Linked DNA regions of Mus musculus: region 1 is linked to region 2. A link is a contact called in ENCODE Hi-C or POLR2A ChIA-PET data. All regions are on one chromosome and are shown on one strand. The core of a region is the stretch at or near the end of the contact, and the rest is flanking DNA. Distances in the headings are between cores, read along the strand shown.

Region 1 (7,075 bases), core at 4,114-6,613, 960 kb after region 2:
CTCCGGGGGTGGGGTGGGAGTCTGGGATTAATGATGCTTGCTGCTGAACCGCATCTTGAAAAAGGTCGCGTTCTATACACCAATGTTCAGAGAGGTGAAGCAAATGGCCCAAGGTCAGAGCACAGAAGAGACGGGGACGGCAGTCAACACTACTGGGATATAACAGAAGGTCAGCTGAGAAAGGACAAAGGTGACCACCCAAGTTCCCAAGGCCCAGCGGAGCTGCCTGAGATGCTGGGGTCCTCCACCCGCCCGGATTCTGCAAGGTTGCTCAGCTCCTCATCCCTCCCTCTGACTCAGGGTTGTGTCTGCAAGACACACCCAGTTCAGTCATTCAGAGCCAAGCGCTCCTTTCATGGAAACAAATGAGCCTCTAGGGCCCCAGTTGAGGTCGTCCATCTAATTCAAACACATTCACTGTACTGTATCCTGAGCTTCCTGAGGGCTTGTAGCAGCAATCCGTGAGACACTGAGGCTAGATCTCACTGTCACCCTAGGACTTGGAGATTCGGTTCACACCTGGAAGGGCATCTCTCCTGCCTAAATTGATAGCACCTTCTTTTTTTTTTGTTTTGTTTTGTTTTTCGAGGCAGGGTTTCTCTGTGTAGCACTGGCTATCCTCGAACTCAAAAATTCGCCTGCCTCTGCCTCCCATGTGCTGGGATTAAAGGCGTGTGCCACCACCGCCTGACTTGATAGCACCTTCTAAAGACACAGTTGGTCCAGTAAGTTTTGCAGCTGCATAATGGTCCCTTTCTACAAGCTCTTAAGACTGTCAATCAAATGGTCTTATCCAATTCTAGCTAAGGGCAGGCCAAACGCAGCCAATCAGACATTCTCCTGGGACTTTGGGTCTTTACACCAACAACCACCACTAAGGGTTGGAGTTTGCTGGTCCATTCCTAGTGGCTTCAGTTCGGGCCTTTCCTCAAGCTTGGCCTGCCTTCCTTCCTTTCTTCCTTTCTTTCTTTCTTTCTTCCTTCCTTCCTTCCTTCCTTCCTTCCTTCCTTCCTTCCTTCCTTCCTTCCTTCCTCTCTCTCTCTCTCTCTCTCTCTCTCTCTCTCTCTCTCTCTCTCTCTCTCTCTCTCTTTCTTTTTCACTCTCTAAAGAATCATAGTATTCTATTAGGAAAAGGCAGAGCTACATTGAAACAGGGGAGACAGAGTCTTGTGCTTTGAGATTGCAGCCATTGGAAGCCATGGGTATATCAACACTGGGAACAAAGGGAAGTTTTTAAAGGGGAAATGCGAGCTCTAGCAAGTATTGTGAAATAGTCATTGATGACTGATTAACCAAAGTGGCATCAGTCCGGGGTTGAACAGAAAGCTGCTAGACAGATGTCCCTGTCAAAGTGGCCTTTATACAAGATTGTGGACACTCTGCAAGGTTGTGGTTCTGTAAGGCATACATACAAAATAGCAGGTGCTTCACCCCCTTTATTTACTTCTTTGTTTAAGGTTGATACAGCTTTCACATTCTTTCTCTGTTCTTTGGAGACCCACATGGATCAGGAGCAGAGGCATACCTGTGAAGTGGTCATTCAAAATAGTGAAGCAAGCAAGGTATACTACCAGTCTCTAGGGTTCAGACAGAAAGTGTGTAACAGAGCACAGAGAGAAAGCAGAAAACGTACATTTCGAGTTGAAAAAGAGAACAATCCTCCTTGAATGCCGCTTTGTAATCTGCAAAGCTCTGAGCAGTGCCACTTGCCATTTTCCTACTATTTGTCAAAGCTACCACTCCGGGGTGATGTCAGCCCAAGGGAAACATGGCGCGTATGTGTTGGAGTGGGAAGAAGACTTTAAGTAGCATCTGGTCTGCTTTCTCTCAACTGTTATGGAATGAACGTATGTATTGCGGTTCTGCTGATAAAATAAATGTTAGCTGATCCCTTCAAACTAACAATCCTTTTTCAAGCTCAAAGATTGGCAGAAATTAATTCATTCCAAGTAACTGCACCGTGGTGAGTGGACTTACAGGTGACATTCTTTAAGCTTGGCCTTTCTAGTTTTGATTCTTAATTATATTTACTTCCAGTTCACCCATCCTGATTCCATATAGCGCAGTTCACGCAGGTCAGATATGACTCAGTCATAGTGCGAATTCTTAGTCACGATCTAGATTTTAGACAGTTCCTGGCGCACTCCAACGCCCCCCACCCCCCAGGCTCTTTTGCAAGCACAGATGCTTCCTCTCTGTGCCCAGCAACCCCTGGTATGTCTAGAGAGAACTCGGGACCTCTGGCATGCTAAGCCAGGGCTACCCCAGAGCTTCGGCCCCAGTACTCACTTTAAGAAGAAAATTTTTATTTTAAGACAGGGTCTCATTAAGGAGCCCAAGCTAGCCTTGAACCTGCCCTTTATCCCAGACATGCCTAAGTTTGCAATCCTCCTGTCTTAGCTCCTCATGAGCACAGGGTGTTACAAGCCTGAGCCACCAGGCCCAACCTGGCTGTAAGGTCTCTGAGTTCACTATTTCTGCAATGCTGTCCGGGTGGAATCCTGGGTAAATATGACTTTTGCTGACCTACTTCCATTGCTTAGGCTGGCATGGTGGACGCTGCTGCAGATCTCACCTGTTCCTTTTCACAACCAAGTAGTATTCCACGCCAGGAATGTCCCATCATTTATTTCACTGTGAACACGTGACTGCCTTCAGATTGTCATCACCCTTGGCGATGCTGTAAGCCTCCAGGTACTTCTCTGTAAGGAGCCGTGTCTTCATTCTCCGGTAAATGTCTGAAGCTGTCCTTAGGTCCCTCCAGTTGACTTGGGGGATATCTCCCAGCTAAAAACTGCGCGGACACTCTCAGAGGTCTCCTCGTCTAATGTGGTAGCGACTTCCATGAACCCCTCTCCCCTTTAATGATATCTGTCATCAATCTGCTCAGAACACCAGGACTCAGGAACTCCACTCCTGTGTGCTCCTGTGTGCTCCTGGACACACACTGAACTTGAGGACTTCCTTGCTAGGTAAAGTGTCGGAACCCCGGCCTTGGCGGCAGGGATGCACCTCACTAATGGAGGAAGCAGGGACTGACCAGGGACTTCCCACCGGCTGAAGCAAATTCTGTCCATCCTTTCTTTGGCCAGGCCTGCATTTCCCATTTGTGAAAAGATTAAATGGGACCAAACAGTGCATTTCTGATGGTTCCACTTCCTGCCATGTTTGCTGTTTGCTGTGACAGGAGTGGGGGGTGGGATGTCATCATCTGCCTCTCTACTGATTTCAGGGGATTGGAGCAGCTGGGCGCCCTACCGAGTTAGCATCTCAGGCCATCAATCCCAGAAGAGCAATTTGCTCCGTCTGCCTTTTTGGTTTAAAAAGAGAGATACCCCTGTCATCTTGGATTAGCGTCGCTCTGTTAGAGGATCCTTCTAAGTGGGCACAGCCCCCTCTCTTAGCCAATGTTTTCAGAATGTTCGAGTTTCTAAATGAGACCTGACAGGCTTTTGTCCCCCCATCTTTTAAAAATAAAACGAATGTTGCTGCACGATCTGGAAACTGATTTGATTAACCCTGTCACTTCCCAGGGTCAATCTGTCGCACAGTAGGTATGGTTGGATGAGGAGGTGGGTATACTAATGCCTAGGTGGCAGGCCCTGTGCAGGCGCTCCCCTCCTGCGAGTCCATCTCTAGTGCTTGCTCTTTCCTGCCTCACCTGATCGTACATCGTTATTCCCAGAGAAGTTCTCTGCATAATGGCTCCATAGACCTGTGTTTATAGAGGAAACTGAGGCTGAGGAGAGAGCACCTGCCTGTGGCCTCTGGTGGGATTTGCTGGCCTGGGCTGGTTCACACTCATGCTGGGTCCTGGATCTGTGGGCTGGGTTCACACTCATGCTGGATCCTGGATCTGTGTGTAGGCTGGGTTCACACCCTTGCCAGGTCTTGGATCTAGGGACTGCGTTCACACTCATGCTGGGTCCTGGATCTGTGGGCTGAGTTCACATCTGTGCTGGGGCCTGGATCTGTGGGCCGGGTTCACACCTGTGCTGGGTCCATCCCTGTGGGGGATCCCTGTGGATCCCCCACGTCTTGTATCAGCTGCACCTCTCTCCCCATCTCTAAGTGAACACAAAGTGTCAACCTCCCTTCCCTGTTCATTCTTTCCAGAGCACCCAATACCAGCCATCCCCCATTCTGGGAGAACCTTTCTGGCTCAGCTGAGACTGTCCCTAGGACTCCTCAAGAGAGGTCCTCATGATTTTAACTGTCACCAGTCCTCCCCACCAAGCCCACAGGACTCCTGGAACACCAGCTTAATGACCACCATGGTCCACCTTCTTACAGATGGGACAGCTGAGGGACTTGCTCAGGACTACTGTTCCCTAGTTTCTGTACTCTTGCTTCTTATAAAAGGACAACCCCAGTCCTAGTACCTTCTGCCTGGAATAGATCTCCTTTCCTCTCTTATTCTCCTGTCTCTAATCTGTGTTCCTTCCACATAGTAGTCAGAAAGACTTCTTTCTGGCCTGTTAAGTTGAACTATTAACGCTACACAGCCTAGATTTCCTGAGAAGTAAGTTCTAACTGAGGACTTTCTCAGGTCATACTGACATTTGAGCATCTCTACAGATGATTGTCTGCATGGTTAACTGATGTTGGAGGGCCCAGCCCACTGTGGGTGACGCCATTCCCTAGGTCTGAGCCTTTGAGTGAGCCAGCATGCCTGCCTCCAGGTTTCTCTAGGGTTTCCTTAACTGTGAGCCCCCTGCTTGGAGATAATGCTGCATGCATGAAATAGCAAGCAGCCCTGCCTTCAGGTTCATGCCTTGATTCCCTCAAAGATGAACTGTGGTCTAGAATTGTAAGTTGCCTTTGGTCAGAATGTTTTTTGTCAGAGCAACAGAAAGCAAACTAGAACAATACTTTAAAACCTAAATTAAATTATGCTACTCCCCTGCTCCAGAGCTGGCAATGGCTCCTCTCCACTTTACTTAAGCCCAAGTGCTCATGGGCCTCTTGTTCCATGGCACCTTTCCTCTGGCCATAATGAGATGCCATTCTTGGATTTTGCCCTGTAGCCATGGCAACTAGAGCAGAAGAACTCAGTGGTGGCCAGGTCTGTGGTAATGGGGCTAGAGCTGGTGACCCGGGTTGGGGTGGGACTTTGCTGTGATACAATTGCTTGGGGGTCACACACCAAGCAATCCCTCACTTGTACTCTGTAAGAAAGTCAATAGACTCACTGGTTTCACCAAGTTGGACTTTGTGACATCACACTTTAGACTGTCATTGATACCAGTCTGGGGTGATTAGATATCTGCTTTTGGCTACTCCACATGCCAGGACCTGCTCGTCGTAGTCATTGTTCTTGGACCTCCTCTCTCAGGGCTGTCCCTGCTCCCTTAGCTCCGGCAGAGTTGGCTCTCGTCACTTTTACATCGGCTCTTCCCTCTGTCCAGACAGGACAGGCAGACACACGTCTCCAACTTTGTCCCTCATCTGCAGGAAGCTTGGAGAGAGAGGACTCTACAGTGGAGATCTGGCCCCACTTGTGAGGCCTTTGTGTGGCCTCAGAGTTAGTTTCACTTTCTCTGTTTCCTCTTTAGTGGAAGTAGCTGACAGCTTAGCATCTGGCTGTGGCTGGTCTCTTCTGTGGGAACACAGACAGAAGACAGATGTCATGAGGTCATGACCTCAGAAGTAGCTAGTTCAATTCACCCACCTACCCACCCTACCCCCACCCTGGCCTGTTCCTCCTTGCTTCCATCCCCCTGCCTTCCTCTTCCCCCCTCCTCTTTATTCTTTTCTGGTGAACTGTGCTGCTGAACAAGCAGTCTGCCACTGTGTCATACCCCAGGCCACCAAATGATGACTCCTATTGTCAGAGACCCCTAAACACTTAGAGACAGAGCTGTGGGGTGCTTTGGAGATTGACTTACTGACAGAATAATTTCCTGAACACTTATGGAGGCCCTCGGGTGTCCTGAGTTGGAAACCGAGTTTTGTTGAGGAGCTCTTGTCTCCGTGGGGTCAACAGGCAGGTTCCAAGGTGCTAACTGGGTTAGTGGCTCACAGCCTGTGCTCAGAGTTGTGGAGGGGAGGATGTGAGACTCGAGGAGCTGTGTGGAAGATCAGGACAGCCTCCACAGAGGAGGCAACAGTCTGAGGGTTGCAGTGTGAGTTAGACAGACATGGCAGAGCATGGTATTTCTAACCAAGAGACCTGGGTGTACACACGGGACCAAGTCAGAGGGGTAAGGAGGGGTGGAGAAACACGTGATGGGAGTTCCAGGGCCCACGGAGGGAATGAATGAACGAGTTGGGCAGAGATAGCAAAGTGAACCGTTCCAGGCTTGGGGCCGACCTATAAAGAGCCAATTGTTTTGATGCACAGGAGTGGCATGTTTGGGGATGATGACAGTGGACTCATTAGTTGCGTGCTCTTAGAGTTGGACTTTATGATGCCAGCAGCCCTGGGCCTTGTCGAAAGATGAATCCATTGAGGCTAGAGGTGGTAGTGATCTCCACAGGACAACAGCTCCTACTTACCTGTCAGGGGAGGGAGACAGAGGCTGAGGCTAACCTCTCTCAGCCTTTGGCAACACCACTTCCCATCTCTTCCATTTGGGCCTGTCCTGGATTCTCAGAAGACCTCGGTGGGGACAGTGATCCTCTTTGTAGACATTTCTTTCCCAATGTGTTCTCCTGGCTGTGTCGTTGCCCCTCTGGAGCCTCAGTTTCCTGCCTTCCTGATGGGTGTGGTAGATGCCACATGGCTGAGGACAACAGTTGGGCGCTCTTGACCTCCTCCCAACTTATGAGGGCACCAAGAAGGAAGAGGGCAGCTGTCACCAGAAGTCCTGTCTACCAACTGGCTGTTGGCAAAGGCGGGGAAACTGAGGAACAGAAGTTACCTCATCACACCTAATGTGTTTTGGGTGGCAGAGGCCTCCTCCTCCAGCCCATAATAAGCACACCTCCCTGAGGGCCTCTAGGTGATATGCAGGACAGCCCTGAGGAAAGGCAGGCTTTCCACTGCCCTTCCATCTCCAGAAAGCCTCTGTCCCTAGGTACAACTGAGAGCTTTGGTGTCAGTCCTGGTTTGGGAGCTGGTGCAGCAATGGCC
Region 2 (7,577 bases), core at 1,291-3,790:
GACCTGCAAAAAAAGCACACAACCTGGGCTGAGTTTAACTTGCTTAAGAATTTGAAACAAGCAGCTAGTTGCAGTGACTTGGATACACATTGTATTCAACCATGCTTATCTGAGGAGATCAAATAAGACCTGGGGTTTCTGAATGCTTTTCCAGGGAGTCAAAAAACAAAACAAAACAAAACAAAATATATACATATAATATATATGTATTGTATATATTACATGTATATAGTATATATTATATACATATAAAAATATATTTTTTATATTTTTTTCAACTGAGATGTCATTAAAATTTCCTTTGAATAGCATATGTGTGTGCGCATGTATGTTCATGCACTCACCCATTCATGTATGCATGAGTGACGGCCAGAGTTAGATGTTGTGTGACTTCATCTATCATTCTCAGCCTGTTAGGACAGTCTCTAACTGAATCCGGAGCAGGCCAGAGCACTCCTGGGGTTTGCCTGTCTTCACCCTTCCATGTCTCATTACCTGTAACCCCCCTGGGTTACAGCCCACACTGCCACTGCACCTGCCTTGTATGTGGCTGCTGGGGATCCAGGGGCTCGGCAAGCACGTTCTCTGCCAGGCCAGCTCTCCAGCTCTCTCATACTTTCAGATTCTCCCCGTTTTCCGGTTATGAACCTTCTTTTGTAGATCACTATCTTTCATTAAGTCTATTCTGCCTTTTGCTGAAAACATGTGAGTTAGTCTCAGGTACTTTTCTCTCATAGGAGTATAGACACGTGTACAACAGTTGCTCCCTATTTCCTACTCCCTGACCAGCAATTATTTCGCTGGCAGTCTGAGTCAGAGGAATCCTATATGTGAATCCTGCCCATGTGTATAATGAAAGCTTTTGTACATCTCAGTTAGATGCTGAAATAGTCTGTCTCCATACCCCCTGGGGGATGGCTCCTGTACTCCAGAAGATAGCAAAATCCAAGGATGTTTAAGTCCCTGATTTAAAATGGCAATGCATTTGCACATAACCTATGATCATCTCTAGATTACTTGATGTAAATGCTATATAAATAACATTACATTGTTTGTGGAATGACAAGTCTGTTCATGCTCAGGACAAATGTAATTTTCCCCAAAGACTCTTGATCTGCTGAATGCATGGACATGAATTCCACACACATGCCAATACAAGTCTACTTCTACACTAAGCTTATGACCAATCTGGGTTTCTATATTAGAGTGACTCTAATTCTCTAAAAAAAAAAAAAAGGATGTTGAGCTGTAACACCACCAAGAAAACAGGTATAGTAGTCACTGTCCTGCTGTAAAGACAAATTTTATATATGTGTGTGTGTGTGTGTGTGTGTGTGTGTGTGTGTAGTCTCAGGTACTTTTCTCTCATAGGAGTATAGACATGTGTACAACAGTTGCTCCCTATTTCCTACTCCCTGACCAGCAATTATTTCGCTGGCAGTCTGAGTCAGAGGAATCCTATATGTGAATCCTGCCCATGTGTATAATGAAAGCTTTTGTACATCTCAGTTAGATGCTGAAATAGTCTGTCTCGATACCCCCTGGGTATATATATATATATGTATACACACACACACACACACATATATATCATTAACATATGTGTGTGTGTTACTGGGAATACCTAATAATGATAACAAGCACCATTTATTTTATTCAGAGCCAGATACCACATCAATCGTTAGAGCAACGGCCTGGCAGAGAGGAACGTGGGGCTGAGAAGAGCTTTGTGTGTGCTGACTTTGATCTATCTAACTACAGTGCATGGTATAAACGAACTAACTGCTACACTCGATTAGGTGGAAGAATGGAGGAGTTAAAGGGCTCAAACTGCTGTACCAGGTTGCATGGCAAACTGCGTCACCTTGGGCGCTAAATTAACTTCTTACCGACCCCACTTTCTCCCTCTGTGGAATGGGGATCCAGTGGTGTTTCAAACGAGTTGGGGAAGACATAATCAAAGGGCTGAGCAGCGATGAGTAATTCATTTTACCGCGGGATCAGGTCTGATCGATTTAACGGCAGCACCGCGCCGTTTGGGGCACTGGGCGGCGCGCAGAAATCAAGTTTGAAAGTTGGGAGCCTAGGGAACCCCCGCAGAACCGGCGGCTCACTTTCCGATCTTCGGTTTCCCGCCTCAATCCAAATGGGTGGGTTGGCCGAGCTACACCCACCCTTCCCTCCCCGCACTCCTCGGAGACCCTCGTAGGTGGGGAACTCCCACCGCCCGATAGGCTTGGGGCGGGGGCGGGCCGGGGGTGGGGCCTGGCGAGGGTCGGGGCCGCCGCCCACCTGCCGCCGCTCACCTCTAGGCTGTAGTTGCCGCGGATGGCCGTGAAGTCATCCAGGGCTTCGGCCGCGCTTCCCTCGTCCAGGTTCAGTTCCTGGCACAGGGCCTGCAGCGCCTCCCTGGCCGCGGCGACCGCCGCCGCCCCCTCGGCGTGGGGCTCGTCCTCGAACATATCCCCCTCCGGCCCGACGGGCGGCGCGACCGGCTTCGGGGTTTTCTTTTCCCTCCCGGCGAGCTACCCACAACCCCCCGCGACAAAGCGCGCGAAAATCGCCTTCTTGAGCTCGCCTTCCCTTCATCGTCTGCCTCCGCTTTTCTTCTCAAAAAGTCCCTTTCTCCTCTGGAGCCCGCAGCAGCCCGTCTCCCGGAATGGGATAAGAAGATGGACCTCGGACTCTAACGGAGATCTAGCTCGGGCCCTGGGTGGGCAGCTGCGGGGCTCCGGGCCGCGGGGACGGACGTGAGAGAGCGGGGCGGAAGGATCCGAGCCGGTGCTGAGGCTGCCGGGACTGTAGCTCGCGCCCCGCGCTCTCCACCGCGGGTTCCCTGGTGTGGGTGACTTGGGACTGCGAGTCCGTTCACGCTAGTGGGAAGCCTTCTCCATGACACTGTCCTGTGGACCCTAGGTTTGTCAGCTCCCCGGCGCGCCTCCAGCCCGCTCTCACTGAGCTTTGACCCTCGATGGAGGTGGAGGCGGGAGCTGCCGAAAGTGGCTTCTTCACGTAGAAGCGCCACGTCAGAGACTCCCAAATCTCGCCAGAAAGGGATGCAGGGACAAGGGTTTGGGGTGACGGGTCTCAGCCTCACTCCCAGGATTCTGGAAACTGTCCCAGTAAATAGTCGTTTCAGGAATAGAGATGGTCCTCGCGCTTACCTGAAAGGTGTTTTTAAAACCTAAACTAGAACCTGATCGTTTTCACTCAGAATCCTGCACGAGATCATTTTTTGTCTTTAAAATACAGAAAAATAATAGCATTCAGATGCACCAGGTAACTCGTAACCTTGGGAATATCAAGCTAGTTCTCAGTCGCAGGAGGCTTTTCTCCGTGTGTGAAAATGCTATTGTGCATATCTTTGCATACCTTGCTCTTCATCATTTAAGTCTAATTTTAACCTTCTCAGGCCATTACTGAGCAGTACATCTATAAGCTGACACCTAACTTCTATTTCATCGTCTCCATTGTACCTTATCTGAAATTGTCATACTTATTGATCAGCTCTTCCAAGAGAGTTGGATGGTAGGATAGAATCGTTTGCCTTCACTGTATTCCCTGATTTGGATTATTTCTCTTCTACACTAAGGACTTGGGGCAGTGTGTTTGAAAATTACAGAGTAGTCCTTGTTTGGATGAAGGAGTCACTAGAGAAGAAAACAGGGACGTCAAGGCAAGTTATGAAGGAGTTCCTATGCCCCACTAAAGCCTCATGGTATACTCAAAGCAGAGATTTTAACATGTTAATGATGATTAATTTGTTTTGGACAAAATCCACTGCTGCGGGTATGGCCTCGTGGAGACTACCAAGTTTGGAGGTAGTAGAGTGTTGTCTTACATGACGTATCGGAAGGAATCGTTGAATTAAAATACAAAGGTGTACTGCTCAAGGAAGAGTCCTGATATAGGGAGATGGAAAGCTCTCTAAATCCCTAATAGGCAAATGACAACAGACCAAAGAAATAGCTCCAGCCTCATCTAGCTTTAGTGAGACGGTGAATTAGTTTACTGGGGTTACATAGAGGAGTAGCAGGGGTGACTCAAAGGCATTGCATCATCAAAAAGCGCATTCTGTCCGGGGTGACAATTGCAAAAGCTGCATCCTTGGAGCTCCCTGCGTGCACTAGCTGAAAAATCTCCCTACGGAGTTTGGAGGATCTTTTGTAGAAATCTATTTATTTATTTTTTGTCTTTATTTACAGAGCCTACTGTGGTAGAAATCCAAGTGTGTCTGAAGAATCTTTTTCTTACAGCCTTAGCTCAATGATAAGCCAGACCTGCTCACTCATGAAACAGAATGGAGAGGCCTGGAAGGTGAAGAGAAAGCAGACAGGACCAAATGTACTAGGTATTTCTGAGCGACTGAGTTAGGAGTGGTGAGAGGTTCCAGTGACATTGGAAATGATGGGAGCTGAAGAGATGGCTTAGCAGATAATAAACAAGCGCTTGCTGCTCTTCAAGGTGATGTGGGTTCAGTTCCCACCACTGACAGGGCAGCTGGCAGCCATTCATAACATCAGTTCCAGAAGATCAGATACCTTCTTCAAGTCTCAGCAGTTACCAGCCACAAACATAGAGTACACACATACATGCTGCAAAACACTGATATACATAAGCTAAAATACATAACCAGATAAGCTTTTAAAAACAAAAACATGTGAATGGGAAATAAGGTTGGGTTTCCCCATTCTGTTCTTCTAAACATAATACTGGAATAGTCTACTGTACATTATCTCAAGATTATCCCATCATTACTTTTTCTGTAAGAAAATTTAATATTAAAACATTCCTAACATCTGAGGTAGTTCAGTAAATGGCAGTCCTCTGTCTCTAAGCGTGTATGTACTTCATTCTATGAATTTTAACCAACAAATATAAATAAACTAGGCATTGTTGTGCTTGATACCATCTATTGGTGGAATTACTCAAAAAAATAAAATTTTACCTTAAGGGAAGGGGATTCCACACGAAATATGAAAAAAAAAATGGTCATTCCGCTTTTTCTGGTCACTTGTAATATAAACTATATCCCCAGGTTAGCCTCTCTAATCAATCCCCTTACATTTTTGGATTTCAAAAAGAGACTTCATTTCTGTTTCTGTGAGAATCTTGCTGTATACCAGTGCCTTACATAGCGTTTGCTAAACAGGTCAGGGTGATCTTGCACTAGTGACAGTTCTCGACGTCACAACTGCTGGAATATAGGCATAAGACACCAAGCCTGGCTTGTTTTCTCACATTTTAAGTACGGAAATTTAAAGATGAATATCTTTCCCTATAGGTTTGTTTCTACCCTGAGAATGGAACAATTCATGAAATCAAATCAAGGACTGAAAAAAAGGTTCACAAATAAATACCAGTTTTTATATAACTTCATTATCTTTACAGTATAGGAGGGACCAAAAATGTACAGTATACTAACTTTGGGAATGAAGTGGCCAGTCTATGAATTTGATAAAATAGTAGAGGCTCAGTAGTACTAAAAGCATATATGGTTGCATGAATGCCAAGTCCTGCATGGCCTTAGAAGGGAGGGTATGACATGGTTTCCCACATCTGGAGCAGAACCAGTAGGACCTGGGCCTCCATGAGTATTGACAGTTATGGGGCATGAGGCTTATTTGTATAATGTATATATTTTGCTTCATGGTCTCCTTCAGGAAATATTCTTTCTGCTAATATTAATGCCTCCATGATAATTAGAAACAGGAGTTTTGAGGCAAAAATAGTAAATGCTGTGACCTTTAGGACAGCCCTTAAGGCTGTGGGAAAGAATTCTGAAAACATGAGTTCAAAAGTATATAATTTCTCAACTATGCAAAATATAAGGATGCAATATGAATTGTATGAGGGGCTTGACAGACCTAAAAGAACAAAGGCAGTGGCACTAATGAGCCAGCTTGTCAGGAAGATACAAAGCAGGCAGATTCCTGAGTTTAACATCAGCTTGGGACAAGCGAATATAGGTCTAGGCATGGTAGGTATGGTAATCTCAGGCCAGGTTCCCACCTAGCTAGCTTATTGTCGGTGCTTACAAAGGCAAGCAGATATCTGAATTCATTTGCAATGTTTCAAAAAAAAAAAAAAAGAAATGAAGTTGTTGTCTAGGAATCAAGGGAATAAGGTCATAGTTTGTTGATTTGTAGAATAATCAAGTAGGAATCTGGAGTAAATGACTAAATTGATATGTAAATAAAAGACTGGGTTTTGGTTTGAAATACTGCTTGGAGAGCAAACAGTACTTTTAGACTTTTTAGAGCTCTTTTAGAATTTTTTCTAGCAGCTTTTCTGACTTTGGTCAGAAAACCCATGAGCTATCCAGAGAGCTTTCAAAATTTTTTTTTCTAGCACAAGAGAACTATCTCTTAACAGACAGCTGTCTATAGAACTATCTGGGGAGCCATCTTAAGCAGAACACAGGGCAATCAGCTTTTACCCACAATTGATTTCATCATTCCTCTCACCACTCCCAAATGCCACTTCCTCAGAACCCTCGACCAAGCCGAGGCACATGAGTTTGTTTGGAGCACACATTTAGCAATGGAGATTGATTGTAGAGCAGATCTGTGTTTATTCCCATTTCCAAGAACAAGCAGATTGGAGAAGAATACAGCAGACTAGTCAAGGATGTGGATGTAGGCGCCAGAATACTTGCATAGTTCTGGCTTTGCCATTTACTAGTTGTGTGACCCAGAGCAAATCACTTTCATGTTTGTTACTTTAGCTTCTCCATCTGCAAAATGAAGGTAATAAAATGAGGTGACTACAAGAATGAAAAGGGTTAATTATATATGTACTTAGAGTTAGGTTCATCATAAACTTTCAGCAAACTGTTACTCATTTTTATTGGATATCTAGAAAAAAGACTAGTTCAAAAGTGGATAGTAGAGTTGGTTTCCTAAAATGAGCCAAAGGAGAATATGGTAAAGGGTGAATGTAATTCAAATGTTTATTTAGTTAGCAGTGCAGTTTTGCATGTAGTGATTTAGGTATTCTTGAGTCTGACTTAGAATGAAGATTTAAGCTGGGGTGTTCAAAGTGACATTGATATCTAGTATGCCTGTAGCCTGCAGGCTATAGGTTGGACATAGCTAAATCTACCAGGCAACTGGGATCTTCATTTTAGCTAAAATACTGCAGGGTTGAGATAAGATCATCTCTTTTGGACAGTGAACCTCCTAGCATATTGGCACATCCCACTCAATATGAAGCATCATTTGTACCTGGAGGCATCTCAGCAGATACCTTTGATAAAGAGATTGCAGTGAATGTTGGGGAAGAGGATGACTAAAGATTCACATTGCTCACTGAACAACACAATGGAATCCACTGTGGGAAGTAGTTCTTCATCTACAGTTGTCACACTTCCTTTTTCTCTCCATAGGATCCCAAGAGGTTAGTGTTGTCCTGGAGAGTTGACCTCTGGCTTTCTGCTTAGGTTTCTCCACCAAACAAGAGCCTAGAATTTAGACTTAATACCTCATTTCTAGTTTTCCCCACAGGAATTTCATACCCTTCTACATACAGTTATCAAGGTATTTATCCAACATAAAATCTGTTTCTTAGAAATTCAT

Evidence for each region. Hi-C counts contacts between places; a loop is a spot of excess contacts on that map. ChIA-PET counts read pairs that join two places held with the same protein, here RNA polymerase II (POLR2A).
Region 1: a loop to region 2 is called in a map of T-helper 17 cell, with 3 times the contacts of the local background. The contact joins the enhancer-like site here to the promoter of Rbl1 in region 2. A Hi-C loop is called at or near these places in 1 of 37 maps with a recorded cell type or tissue (T-helper 17 cell). POLR2A ChIA-PET finds 5 or more read pairs at or near these places in 1 of 5 experiments (embryonic stem cell).

The regions. Positions count from the first base shown.
Region 1 is chr2:158,154,533-158,161,607 of GRCm38, forward strand. No RefSeq gene overlaps it. Among named protein-coding and RNA genes, the nearest start is that of Tgm2, 12 kb to the left of the region's middle. Within about 2 kb of position 5,364, at least 1 of the 3 ENCODE cell types and tissues checked has a DNase peak (open chromatin) inside an H3K27ac peak, as active enhancers do.
Region 2 is chr2:157,201,994-157,209,570 of GRCm38, forward strand. Rbl1 (RB transcriptional corepressor like 1) reads right to left here and starts at 2,541. Exons shown (of 22, transcript NM_011249.2): 1 at 2,307-2,541. The coding sequence starts at 2,462. It overlaps Mroh8 (maestro heat-like repeat family member 8), which reads right to left. Exons shown (of 25, transcript NM_001039557.4): 25 at 6,555-6,736. LOC115489594 (a small nuclear RNA gene) reads left to right here and starts at 6,251; the gene lies at 6,251-6,314.